Linked DNA regions of Homo sapiens: region 1 is linked to region 2. The links are chromatin contacts, found by Hi-C or POLR2A ChIA-PET in ENCODE. All regions are on one chromosome and are shown on one strand. The core of a region is the stretch at or near the end of the contact, and the rest is flanking DNA. Distances in the headings are between cores, read along the strand shown.

What was found. A loop is a pair of places that touch in the nucleus more often than their neighbours do. ChIA-PET counts read pairs that join two places held with the same protein, here RNA polymerase II (POLR2A). Pooled maps may share reads with other maps.
Region 1: a loop to region 2 is called in a pooled map, with 6 times the contacts of the local background. The contact joins the promoter of CACNA1E here to the enhancer-like site in region 2. A Hi-C loop is called at or near these places in 2 of 168 maps with a recorded cell type or tissue (astrocyte of the cerebellum and endothelial cell of hepatic sinusoid) and 3 of 50 pooled maps. POLR2A ChIA-PET finds 5 or more read pairs at or near these places in 1 of 52 experiments (GM12878).

Annotation. Positions count from the first base shown.
Region 1 is chr1:181,479,757-181,486,711 of GRCh38, reverse strand. CACNA1E (calcium voltage-gated channel subunit alpha1 E) reads right to left here and starts at 3,195. Exons shown (of 48, transcript NM_001205293.3): 1 at 2,702-3,195. The coding sequence starts at 2,967. RefSeq lists enhancers at 1,348-1,477, 2,440-2,963, 2,964-3,488, 4,291-4,420, 4,472-5,004 and silencers at 3,841-3,970, 4,011-4,140.
Region 2 is chr1:181,395,741-181,402,094 of GRCh38, reverse strand. It overlaps a transcript of CACNA1E not described here. Among named protein-coding and RNA genes, the nearest start is that of CACNA1E, 85 kb to the left of the region's middle. RefSeq lists an enhancer at 3,473-3,582. Within about 2 kb of position 4,019, at least 2 of the 41 ENCODE cell types and tissues checked have a DNase peak (open chromatin) inside an H3K27ac peak, as active enhancers do.

The sequences.
Region 1 (6,955 bases), core at 1,946-4,445, 85 kb before region 2:
TATTAAGTCATTTAATTCTCCCAGTATTATTATTATTATCCTCATTTAACAGGTAAGAAGACTGAGTCACAGAGTAATGAAGTAATTTTCAAGGTCAGAAAGCTGGTGAAGGAACTAGGATTTCAACCCAGGCAGCCTAGCTCCAAAGCTTTATGGGCAACCACTACCCAGACTGACTCCCAATAAGACAAAGCAAGATACTTGGGAAGTTATTTGTTTAGAAAGGAAAGGAAGGTGAGACTAGGAATTTAGGTGCGTTTCCCACGGAAGCCCAATGTTTCCACGTGGTCACCACCAGAGGGAATATATTAGTCAATTACATTGTACATGGTGTATTTTATATTTTCCAACAGGGCTCCACTAAACACCTTAGCAGATGTTCCCTGAACACTGTTACCACAGCCTACATGCTGTAGAACCACTGTGAAATTTCCAACTATGCAGACAAAAGAGACCATTGGGACAGGGCTCGGGGCCAAGGCACTGAGCATGATGCTGAAATCAACTCCCTCGAGAGTCTCCCGTTTGACTCTCTTTGGTCCATTTTTGGCCAAAGACAAGGAAAGGGAGGAGTAAGACTCACAGCCGCACCTTGCGCGCTCGCAACGCCTGGTGGAAAGGCGGTGTCTTTGCAGCGGAAGAGAAAACGTGAAAAAAGGTGACCACGTGGTGTAGGAAACGTGCCTGGTTTCTCAGCTCCAAGGCTGGGCCCGGCCAGAAGTACCCGAGGTGCTGAACCCGGGTAACTGGGGAGCCCCGGGCCGCCGGGAGTTTCAGCGGCGCTGTCCGAGGTGCCAACGATGGCTGCTGGCACACTTTGCCACCCGCGGGGCGGTTGGGCGGCTTTGTCTACCGCAAAGAAACGGGAGGGCGCCTGTCTGAATAAACACGCCCCTAAGAGAGGGGCACAGCAAGGCAGCACCTGGTGGATGGGAAGATTTAGAGAACCGTAGAAGCCGAGTGAGAAAGGAGGGCCCAGCTGGGAAATCCGTAGACTGCCTAGAGGAATATTTGCAGCCGCAGCACACAACACAATGAGATCTGTCCGCTTTGTGCAGCGCACCGGCAGGCGTGACTGCAGGGACCCGACCCCTCCCCCGCCCGAAACCTCCACCCTAGCTAGATACGTTCAACTCAGGCAATGGATGGCCTGGGATCACTCTGTGAGAGTGGAGCAGGGGAGCGGGATGCAGAGAGGAGAGAGGGAGAAGCCCAGCCGGGGTTGCTGTGGGAGGATGCGAACAGCAGCAGGAAGAATATCTGCTTAGAGATGCTCCTTCGTTTCTAATGAGGGGGTGCTGCCTAGAAGCACCACGCGCCAGCCAATCACCGAGCTGCTGAGGCAGGGAACTAGAGAAGAAGGGGAAGGCCAGAGACTGGGGTTGGGGGAGTAGGGAGATGCCCAGGCCCTGGGGGAAATGAGCCGCGTGTCTGGCTAATACTAGAGACCCAAGGCAGCTCCAGCTGCCTCACTGCTGCACACCTGGACGGTGGGGGTGGGAAAGAGGGAGAATAGGGGAGAAAAGAAGGGGCCTCCATTGCAGATGCATCCCTCCCAAATCTCCCTCCCAAAGTCCCATGTCTCCAACCCCATCCCCATATTTAACGCCAGACCACTAGCTTGCCTCCTACTAATCCCCTTCACTGCCTCACCACCCCCAATTCCCAATGGCCTTGCCAGGCGTCCAATCCTTAGTGAAGAACAAGGCAGTGAGCTGCCTAATCAGCAGTCTGCATTTGGTGCACTTGATTAAACCTGCAAAGAAGCTCCTTCCATGCCTGTTCACCCTGACACCACCACCATCAGAGATGGCCCCCACCAGTGCTTTGGGGAGAGCAGTTCCTTTGGAGCTAGGGAGAGAGAGACTGCATGCACACCTCTGGCCTCAGCGGATGAATTCAGGCCCAGCCGATCCACCTGGATCCTGGATACTGGGAGAGCAATCAGCTGGGTCAAGCACTAAGAAGCAAGAGTACCCAACCAAGGACCAAGGACAGGATGGGCCTGATGAGCTGCTCTTTCTTGGCTGAGAGGAGAACTCCAAGTTTGAGCTCCTTGGGCTGTGGCAACAGAGATCACCTCCCCTGACAGACACTCACTCATGCCACTTTCAGTGGAACTTAAACTTAAGTCCCTAGAGTTAGCTGAGTCCCCACCCAAAAGCCTGTTTTATTTATTCATTTGTCTATCTGTACACAGGGTTTTGGCCCTGGGAACTTCTGAACTGATAAATCCCCTCATGGAGCCTTGACTTCCCTACAGGAAGACAGTGCGGTGTCTCCTGGTTGGTGGGGATACGGGCAGAGTGGCTGGCTTAAAGAAAGGAAAATGAGAATTAATTATGAAAGGAAGCATTGGGGCAACCCAATCTATGTAGAGGGCGGCATGTGAAGGGAGTAGGGGTGGGGAGGGGGCTGGGAATCAGACAAAGCCCAGCCCAGAAAGGGATGCACCCAGGGACACTAAAGATTTCCACATAGGAAAAATAAAAAACCAAAAGTCTTACCTTGAAAAACACTAGTGCCCAAACGGGTCTCCACGGCACCAAGCTTGCCCCTTAGATGCACCGAAGAGTGTGCTTCAGCAAAGGGGCAAATTGGCACCAGGAAGGGGTGGGGGATACATTCCATGCTAGGTACCCCCCTTCACCCGAAGAAATGCAAAGGGGGAGAGGGAGTTATGGTGGGCAAGAAAGGATATGGCCAATCGATGAGCTTCTTGGCATATTTCCTGACAATGTTATCTTCTCCGAAGATGAACAGGGATCTGTTGACGGTGAAACAGTTCTGCCGGACGGGAATGGGGTTGTACAAAGCCATAGTCCGCGCCCTCTGTGCTTTCGTCTGCTTGTAGGCGGCCGCCTGCCCCGAGGCCGGCACGGGGGTTCCTTGCCGGTTCCTGCTCTGGTCCGAGTCTCCATCGCCGGACCCTGGCCTGGCGACCACCGCCTCCCCGAAGCGAGCCATCCTGAGGTTTAAACAGACAGAAGACACACAAAGGTGATCGCGGCCGAACACCCGCACACAGCAACAAGCAGAAAGACACACGGAGACTCAGAGCCGCATCCAGACAAGCACGGGGACCACCGCCTCTGGGGAGCTCCGCGAGCTCTTCGGAGAGGCAGCAGCAGCAGCCCGCCGCTGTGAACTGTTGAATCTAAATGCAACCTCTGCGAAGCTCCATTCCTCAAGAAGGAAAAAAAAAAAAAAGAAAAAAGAAAAAAAAAGCGGGTGGTAGGGCTTGGGGGTGCCCAGTTTCTGGAGGAAAATATTTTTTTCAAAATGCCAGTGTGTGGTGGTGTTCAGGGACCAGAGAGGAGAGGGGTGGAGTAGGCTGCTCTTCAAACATAGCTCCTCTTCTGGCAGACGCACCACCTAGTTCAGGGAGAGAGGCAGGCACCGGCCCGCTAGGTAACAGTTTGGTGATTTATTGGTTGGGGGAAGGGGTGGGAAGGAGGGGAAAATGAAAACAAAAGAACTTTAAAAAAAAATAAACAAAGACGAGGACGGGGTTACGATGACATGCTTTATAACGCCAGCCCCTGCAAGTCCATCTAAGAAATTCCACCGCGAAGACTTGGGTCTTTATATCTGCCAGCAGAGACGCATCCAAAGGTTGGAGAAAGAGGGAGGGAGGTGGGGAGAGCGATATTGAGGTTCCTGCGTAAACCGCAATGCCCAAAATCTCAAAATAAGAAGTCGATCCAAGCGAAAAGGGACAAATGACTTCAAAGCTCCTGCGCTTGGGCTAGAAGTTGAGCAGCATCCAGAGAGCAGCGAAGCCTGAGTGCCAGCATCCGCCCGGAGCGCTCGCCACCGCCGCCTCCCCGGATCAGCATGCAACAGCGATCCGCGGCTGCGCCGCCGAGAGGGCGGGAGTGCGAGCGGGCGGGCGGCGAGCACCGGCGGGCGAGGAACAGGTTGCAGCCGAGCCTCGCGGCGGCCTGGCACCACACTTGTCCACAGACCGAACTTCCTCACTAACGGCTCAGTCTCCCTCTTCCCCGCAGGCAGCGCCCTCGGCGGAGCACTGGAGAAGATGCGGAAGGAGAATGGGGAGGCGAGGCAGAGGACAGCGAGCGGCGCGCAGAGGCGCAGCGAGGCGCGCAAGAGCGCTGGGAGAAGCGGGGGAGGAGCTGGCCAGGCGGGAGGGGCGGGGACGCAGCCGGAAGGCTGGAGGTTCCTGGAAGGTGAGGCTGGCTTGCCTTCTTGATTTATGTGGCCAAAGGGTAGCAGCCACCTCTGCAAAGGTCCAGTGAAGAGTCCCCTTTCCCCCAAGTAATGCCGAGAAGAGAGAGGCAGGTGCAGCCAGCGATGCGGCGGAGTCTCCGCAAGAGAGCGAGGGCCTGGCGTGGGGCGCACACGCACGCGCGTCTTGGGTCCCTGCAGAGAGGTGTCCCCAGTGCTGTGCCCTGTTCGGTGCCGGGAGCGGTGCCACGGGCCCGCCGCCGCCCTAGTAAGGTGTCGGGGCCTTTGCGCGCCTAGCGCCATGGCCGCGTCGCCGCTCCTCCGCACCTCCCAGGCTCCACGAACACGGCCAGGCATTTCCAAGTAGAGGGCAGAACCCTCTCCCCATCTCCCCACTTAGCACCTGGGAGGCCCCGTGGAGGAGGCTAGGACCTCTGGGGGTTCCACACTCTGCTGGTGGTGCTGGCTCCTGGCGGGAGCTTCTGCCCTCACGGGGCGGCCTCCCGGTTCCGCTGTAGGAAAGCCCTGCCCGACGTCTCCTGGAAGGGCCCTCCATGGTGAGTTATGGGCTAAAACTACCCTTCTCGAAATGCGAACAATCAGAAGGATCCTCCCGCCCCCCATCCTTTACTCCCAAATAAGCTCCACGGACTTTCTCAAACCCAACCCATTAATGTAGAAAAAAAAAAAAATAGAATTGGTATCTGAGCTGCAGAGGTGGGAAAGGTGGACTCCAAGCCCCAGGGAAAGAGCTCCTGTTTAGCCGCCAAGCCCTTCCCCACAGGTGACTGGTGGTTTGAACTGAGGGCAGGGACCAGCTGTCCCCTCCCATGTCCACACTAGCTGGGGCACACCGTCTTCTGTGTTTTCCTGCCTTGGCTCAACACATAGGCCTCTCCAAATCCTTCCAACCCGAACAATGGAAGGGAAGAAGGAAAGGAGGGGCTGAGGAAGGAAACAGACACTGACCAAAGCCCAGAGGTTGGAAACCATGGGTGAGTATGGCTTCACGCCTGTGAAGTGAGATTAACTGTTGAGAAGTGAGGTGATGTCTGAGTGCATGGCATGTGTGTTTCTACGGGTATGTGTCTGTCTGTGGGCAAGGCCCTGTGAGCACTGACATGTGTCTGTTGTGTGAGAATGTATGTGAGAGTGTGTGTGTGTGTGTGTGTGTGTGTGTGTGTGTGTAGGAAAATTCTCTACTGGAAATCCAAAGGAATGGTCTCAACATGTCCAGCCTGCTGCCCTTGGGGAAGGCATTTGACCTTTGGATTCAGGGGAGCCCATTTCAGGTGAAATTACTATTCAAGGTGAGTCAGCTGTAATTGTTACTTTGATTTCACATTACTGCCTTACTCTGTCCTTCCTCCTGCTTTAATCAGAGGGTCCTCTTCTGTCTGAATACCTAGTCAGTCGTGAAACGGAGGGAGGGTGGTGCTGTGAACCATGAAGTCCCATCAGCCAGTCACTTAGAACTAGTCCCAAGTGGCTATCTCGGTATCCCTGTAAACTACATAGGGTTAGAAAAAGGGCTTTCAGAAATTATTAAGTGTATGTCGCTCCTTTCAGACAGTACCATAATCCATAGCACAAAATTCATTCAAATCATTAGAGAAGTATCTTTGAGTCCCTTCCAGGTGCCAGGCACTGTTTTAGGCACTGAGGATACTATAATGAACAAGATGGGTGATGACATAAATCATGTAGCTTTTTACACTAGATTATACTAGATTGTATAACCTTGCAGGCCAGAAAGCTTCATGAACTTCACTCTCATGCTGTCACCTCACCCCTTTCCTTTGTGGTTCTGCCTCAGCAGGCTGGCGGCATACCTTCTCAATGCCCAGAATAAGCAGGGCTCACTAGCCTTTTACTTCCCAGACTTAGTTCTTGGAACATCAGAGATCCCCGACTTGTCTCTTCAGTGTTATCAGATGTCAGCAGAGATCCAGTATTCCACGTCCTGTATTCTCTTTGGCTGTTGTAATTCTTCAGAGACCTAGAATACTCAAGATGGGATACTACATGTGCAAATGCGACGACACACTGGAGTTGATATCTGCCTTCTTGCCTTCCAAGGAGACAGGAATCATAAATGCATAGGTTGGGAATTAATGTGGAATACCTTAGGGAGTTTCAGCACCTATGTGAGTTAAAAGGGATAATTCTTGGAGGGTGCAGCCAAAAAGGAAAGGGGCAAACATAATGGCATAAATGGCTTTGTGAAGAGACTTGGCCTAAGGGCAGCAGTGCTAGCAGGAAGACAGACTCTCATCTTCCACCCCCACCTGGCTGTCATAGCTCTTGAGAGCTTTGAGATCTATGAATTTCTATACTGGTTTCATACTCTCTAATCCCCCATTCTACCAGCCCCCAAGGCAGCTACAGTTGTTGTTTTTATTTTTTTTTATAGAGACGACGGTCTCACTATGTTGTCCTAGCTGGCAACTCCTAGGCTCAAGCAATCCACCTGCCTCAGCCTCCCAAAGTGCTAGCATGAGCCATTGCGCCCCGCCAGTGGCTACAATTTTAATGGTTGAATAATACATGTGTTTAATAGTTTTCAGTTTACATAAGCCCCACAGCTGAGCCTGACTCCAAACTTCTGAGGTGAGCCTGGTAACACATGTATCACGACCCTTGACAGACAAAGCAGCAGAGTTTCAGCAACGTTAAGCCGTTTGCCCACATCTGATAAGCGGCAGAGTGTGGACTTCTAACACATCTGACTTCCAATCTGCGGCTCTTTCTAAAACCCATGCTGCCC
Region 2 (6,354 bases), core at 2,770-5,269:
TCACCTTCTTTGAAAATATGTAATGATACAAAACGGGAGTGAGAGAATGTCTGGGCCATCAATCATCACACACAAGCTCCAAAGTGGCCATCCTACATTTCTTCTACTTCTTCTCAGACCAAACACAAGTGCCCCAGGGCCAGGCTCTTCATTGGAGATGAAAATCGCTGACATAAATAGGCGGTATTTAAGGTGTCGGTATTCTAGGGAGCTGGGCCACTTAACAGCCAGGCAGTAATTCCAAGAGGAGTCAAGAAGAGGGGCCTCTGCTAGCAGGCATAAGAAAGATCCAATGCTTCAAAGTGCAGGGCTGCCACTTCCTCCTGCCACACATCTTTCAAGCATTTTAGCCTGATGTTTCCTACATAAAAATCCGTGCAGTTTTCACTGAAACTAGTTGAATCACAGACAATACAGAAGCTCTGTGACAAGAAGCCCTCCTTTATCATAGGAATTATAAATATAAACTTCCTTTTTTTGAGCCAAGCACCATACTGGAGGTTTTACAAGCCTTACTAGCCAATCTCCTCAACAATCTTCAAGCTTTTTTTAAAGTGAACTGAGTCATTCACTCATTCATTCAACCATTTACTTATTCAATACATTGACAATAAGCACCTATTACTTGCCCAACATTGTGCCAGCCACCAGAGCTTAAAACAGAAAAATAAACAGATTCTAACATGAACCTTGATTTGTGCTCAAGTGGAAAAAACAAATAAGGTTCTCTGGGAGGCTATAGAGGGTCTTGGGGAGTTGGGGAGGCTGCCTGGAGGACAGGGTGTTTAAGCTAAGAACTGTGCATCATGTCAGGGTCAGCAAGGCAGGAAGGATGGGAGTTAGGGTGGACTGCAACTGAAACAGTGTGGTCAGAGTAGGCCTCACCAAGAAGGTGACATTTCAGCATATTCGAAATAAGTGAGGAAGTGGCAATTCTGATATAGGGAAGACAGAAAAAGCTGCACAAAGGCCTAATGAGGGAGCATGCCTAGAATGTTCCTTGCTAGGAGCAGCAAGGAGGCCAGTGTGGCTAGAACAGGAGTAGCAGCAGATGATATCGGCGATGTAATGTTGGGGGGCAGATCACAGAGGGCCTTTGCCTTTTGCTCTGAGGTAAGTGGGAAGCCTTTGGAGGGTTTTAAGCAGGCATGACACTCCTGTGTAGCTGCTGGTGAGGACAGACCGTGGGAGAGCAGGGGAAGAGGCAGGGAGACCAGTTGGAAGCCATTGCAGCCATAATACAGCAAAGCGTGACCCTCTCAAACCCTGGACAGAGACAGCTTTGCAAAGTGCCTGATCAATAGGAGCTCAATGTACCCCAAGGGAAAACACAGGCCATCAGGACTGGGGAGAGGCAGAGAGAGAGAGCCCGTGATGGCCACTCCCTATCCCTAAAGCTCCTGTGTCTCCTGAGTGGTGCAGGAGGCTCTCTGAAGATTTCCTGTCTTCAGCACACGACCTTGAGCCAAAGAGGGGCACGGGGACCTTGCCAATGGTCCTAAAGGGGTCTCGAGGCTTGGGCAAGGAGGAGACAGGGTTCATGTATCAGGAGACAAGAGGCTTGGTAGGGCATGGGGATGCTTCAGCAGCTGATGTGGTGGGGGAGAGGTGTCAATGCCCACAGACAAGGAGGGCCCTCTTCCCTGCAGCCACGGCCAGTCTGCAGCCTCCCCAGAGGGTCTGCAGCCCAGATGCCCCACCCCAACGTCAGGCCACATAAACTTCAGGAAAGGAGGGGTAGCAGGCAGCTGACTGTATATACATCAAAGGAATGATATATATAATCAAAAGAATGATAAATCATCAGTTAACTAGAAAACCTCTGGCTAGAAATAAGGTAAAACATAAATTTAAAAAGATCAAGTTGTTTTCCACTAAAGTGGCTGGAAACTCAGAAATCTAGCAAGATCCTGGAAATAATGAATGCTAGATTTTTATAACCTGAGTTTTGTGAAGCAAATTCAAATCTGCTTCACGATGTACCCCTGGTGGGGGGGAACACTGAGATATAGCATAGAACTACAGTAGATCAGATTCCCTATTATTTATCTGGGTCACCTGTACTATTCATCCTTCAAAACATTTAAGGCTAAAATTTAGCAATGAAGGTCTTAAATGTTCAAGGTTACCACTTAGGGCCTCACCTGTAATTTTTACAGTTTAAATGTCCATTACTATGGCATGGGTTTTGTTAGCTTCATCCCAGGCAATGATATCCATGAAATTGTGATTTGTTGTACTAATTGTATTTTTACTATTTTAACAGTAAATTCCTTACCAAAGAAAATCATCAAGCATACCACCCTGTGGGAAACATCTAACAAGTCACACTTTGGGAAACACTGTCCTCACTGGCACGTAGTATCTACATAATATTAAACAGTCATCTCAGGTGTTAATGCTGAACATGAGGTGAGAACATTAAAGATCCCCCGAGCTATCTTCCCAGTCCTGCTGGAGTCAGCTCGATCACATTCCCTCCACAGTCATTCAGTCTTTGAACACCTCCGTTGACAGGGATTTCACTATTTCATTACCACCCTCTTTCCCCCACCACCCAAGCAACTATTCCAACTTTAGATAGCTCTATTAGGATGATCTTTCTTACTCTGAGCTGAAATCAATGTGTGTCAACACAGAAATCAGTGGTCTGTAAGTAAACACAATTCATTCACCTGTGGCCACCTGGGACAATCTAGAAAAAGAGGATGTAATCAGCAATAAAAACAATGAAGAGAGGCCAAAAATCAATGTATCTCCTGTCAGAATAGCTCTACGGAAATAACTCAGTGTTTTCTAAATTGACTTAGAAGACCACAAGATTTTTCATTTGCTTTTTTTTTTTCCTTCTACCTCTTTTCCTTTAAAAAAAAAAAAACTCTCTAAACTTTCTTCCCTGTGAAAAGCTAATTGTAACTTTCCTGCAAGCCATTACTCAGGTTATTTTGGGAAGAATCAACTCCTACAACTTCAGAGGAAGGACGGAAAGGTCACAATACTGGGAAGAATCAAAGGATTGAGGGGATGTGGTGGGGGGACTCACTGAAGGACCCAGGTTCATGTGAGGCAGAGGAGATTCTCCCTAATATTTATGTCCTCATAGTGTAGACAGAATTTCTGAAGTGACCTTCTACACAGCAGCATTGCCTGGAAGGGAGGAAGGGAGCTCTGTTTCCAGTTGGATCTCCATTGCCTTTTGCCTTTTGATTCAAGCTGAAAGGCTGATTTTTAGGGATGGGGCTACAGATTTCAAAGGGGTGTTGGTTTTCGCTTGATGAAGTCAAAGCCAGTGGAAACTATGACTATAGTAGGTCCAGCTGCACTGCTCAGACCTCGTTTCTGAAAGTGAGACAGGATGGAAAGTGGTCATAGTGAAAGGTGACCAGGTTGGGTGGGGGTGACAGAGCAATGCTGGTGCTTCATGGAAGCCAGTCCTCCTTTAGCTCATGGAGGGAGGGCACTCCGCACACCCTGCTCCAGCTGCCAGGAGGTGCCTCCAGAGTTCCTGCGCTTTGAATCAGCTTTTCTGGCCCTTCTTGCCCTTCTTCCAGCCCTGGCTTTGCAATTTACTGGCTTAATATCCTTGAGCAAGTCAGCCAACCTCTCTGGGCCTCAGTTTTCTCATCTGTAATATGGAGATAATTGTCCTTTCCTCCAATAGATTTATTATGAGGGTTAAATAAAATAAAGTGTGAGCATGCACTTCCTAAGCTACAAAGCTTATGGAAGAAATTGATGTGATCTTAATCTAATTTAAGGTTTTGGCACCAAAAATAGGTGCAAAGTTTTGTTTTTATTTTGTTTTGCCTTGTTTGTGTTTTTCTGGAAATGGTGATAAAGGGAGAGCTGGTCCTTGCACGTCAAGACTCTTCAGAGAAGGAAGGGAAATTAAACTGCCCCTCCTCTCAGCCAAGGCATCTGGGTAGAGCCTGTGGCTTTCATAGATGTTCAGATGGCAGCAGTTTCATTTTACAATTGACCTCAGAAGAGACAGAGGTTGAAGCAACAGCAGAGGGCTGAGCTTCAGAGTGGGGACAGGAGAAAGAGGCGGCTTCCCCAGGCAGACACTAGCTTAATAAGGTGACATTTGCACATTAGCAGCAGGCTGGCTAATTGATTTGTTCCTGTTACAGGAGCATCTGTCTCTGCAAAAAGGCGATGGCCACCAGCTCTGGCACAGTTGCTAGGAGAGTGTCCAGGATCTCTCAGGTCATTTTTTGCCCTAGCCAATAGGGTAAAAGCATTTTGAGAACCAGGAGAATGCCAATGAGAACTGACTGGAGTACAAGAAGGGTAAGGGCTACATGTGGAATCCCCAGGGCTGCGGAGCTCAGCAGGGAGAGGGAAGGACAAGACGGGATGAGGGGGAGGGACACCAGGTCCTGGAGCTGGATTCTAAGCATCGCTGATGTAGCCCATACAAAAGTTTTTCTCACTTTCCTCCTTTTTCCTGGAGTCTTCCTAGTGACGTGATGAGAGGCTGAAACACCCCACCCTGTCCAGGCGCAGTGGCTCATACCTGTAATCCCAGCACTTTGGGAGGCCGAGGCAGGCGGATCACTCGAGGCCAGTTCGAGACCAGCCTGGCCAACACGGTGAAACCCCGTCTCTACTAAAAATACAAAAATTAGCCTGGTGTGGTGACGCATGCCTGTAATCCCAGCTACTTGGAAGGCTGAGGCAGGAGAATCACTTGAACCCGGTAGGTGGAGGTTGCAGTGAGCTAAGATCGTGCCACTGCACTCCGGCCTGGAAATAAACAAAAAACTCACCGAGGCAGGGGCCTGGGTTTTGTAAGGGTTCAGGACAGAGTTCCCATCCACCATTATTGTGGTGAGACGTAGTAATAGAAGAGAATTCTATAATGTGAGGCCTGCTGGGAGCATGGGAGGCATCAGTGAGGACTGATGCTCTTGACCCTCCCAGAGACATTCTGAGAGCTCCTGTAGACCTCTGCCCTTTTTTACTGTGAAGGTCTGTTTGGTTGCCTCTAGAATTCCCTCATCTGGTGGCAGAAAACCCACCTATCTTCAGGGCTTGGAACTACCCTACAAAGCAGGTCTGCAGCTTGCAAGGGAGTCCCAGCTGTTCCATTGGCCAGGTTCGCTGCAGAGGTGTTCAAACCAGGCATCTTCTGCAGGCTGGACAGATGTGTTCTACTCTTAAAATAAAGTAGCTCCAGTCTTTACCCAAGTCCCAGAAGAAGAAGTAGTTAATGGAAATAATTTTCCCAATTTTAAGATTTCTCTCCTGTGATTTATTTTCCTTAAACTCTTGAGATCTGATACCTCTTGTCTCTATAAGAATGTAGTGGGTAATTTTATCTGTTTTAGCGTAAACTATTTATTCTGGGTTGAGGGAATCTCTGTTTCTATGTTATTCCACATTGTTCTACTCAGGACCAGGCTCCAGCAATTACCTTTCTCTTCTGCGTCATCAATTTTTCACTCGTTGGATTACTCCTATCAATGTGCAAACATACTGTTGTTTCTCTCATCTTAGAAAAACCACTTCCTTCATCAGCTATTTCCTGATTTCTTTGTTCTCCTTTGTGACAAACTCTTCAAAAGAGTCATTTCTATTCACTGTCTCAGTTCTCCTCCTCCCATCCCTTCTTACACCAACTTTGATCAAACTTTTCTCCCCACGCTTTTGTTAAGGTTATCAATGCCCTCCACATTGCTAAACCCAATGACCAATTGTTCTTGTCATGCTTGATGTGGTAGCCAGCTTCCAAGATGACCCCACCTCCTGGGATGTTCACCTTTGTGCGGTCCCCTCCCACACTGTACCAGGGTTGGTCTGTGTAACCAAGAACATTCAGAGGTGATGGCATGACACTACCACAGTTAGGTACAAAAGACTGTGGCTTCCGTCTGGGGTGCTCTCCTGCAGTCTGTCTCCCTCTTGGGCCACTTGCTGTGGGGGAAGCCAGATGCTATGTCATGAGGCCACTCAGATGGCCTACATGGCCAGGAAATAGGGTGCCAAGAACTGCAAGAGTGAGTTTGGAATGGGATTCTCCAGCCCCAGTTGACCCTAGAGATGACTGCGGCCACAGCTAACAACTTAATTTCAACCCGCAAGAGATCATGAGTCAGGACTAGCCACCTTAGCAACTCCTAGATTCCTAAGTCTTGGAAACTTTGTGAGATAATACATTTTTGTTGTTTTAAGCTGCTAAGTTTTTGAGTGATTTGTTACACAATGATAGATAGCAAATACACTTGACTCATCACATTATTTGACATAATTGATCACTCTTGCCCCCTTGAAACACTTTCTTCATCTGGCTTCCACGACATCACACTCTCCTGGTTTTCCTTCGACCTCATGGATCACTTCTCAACTTCC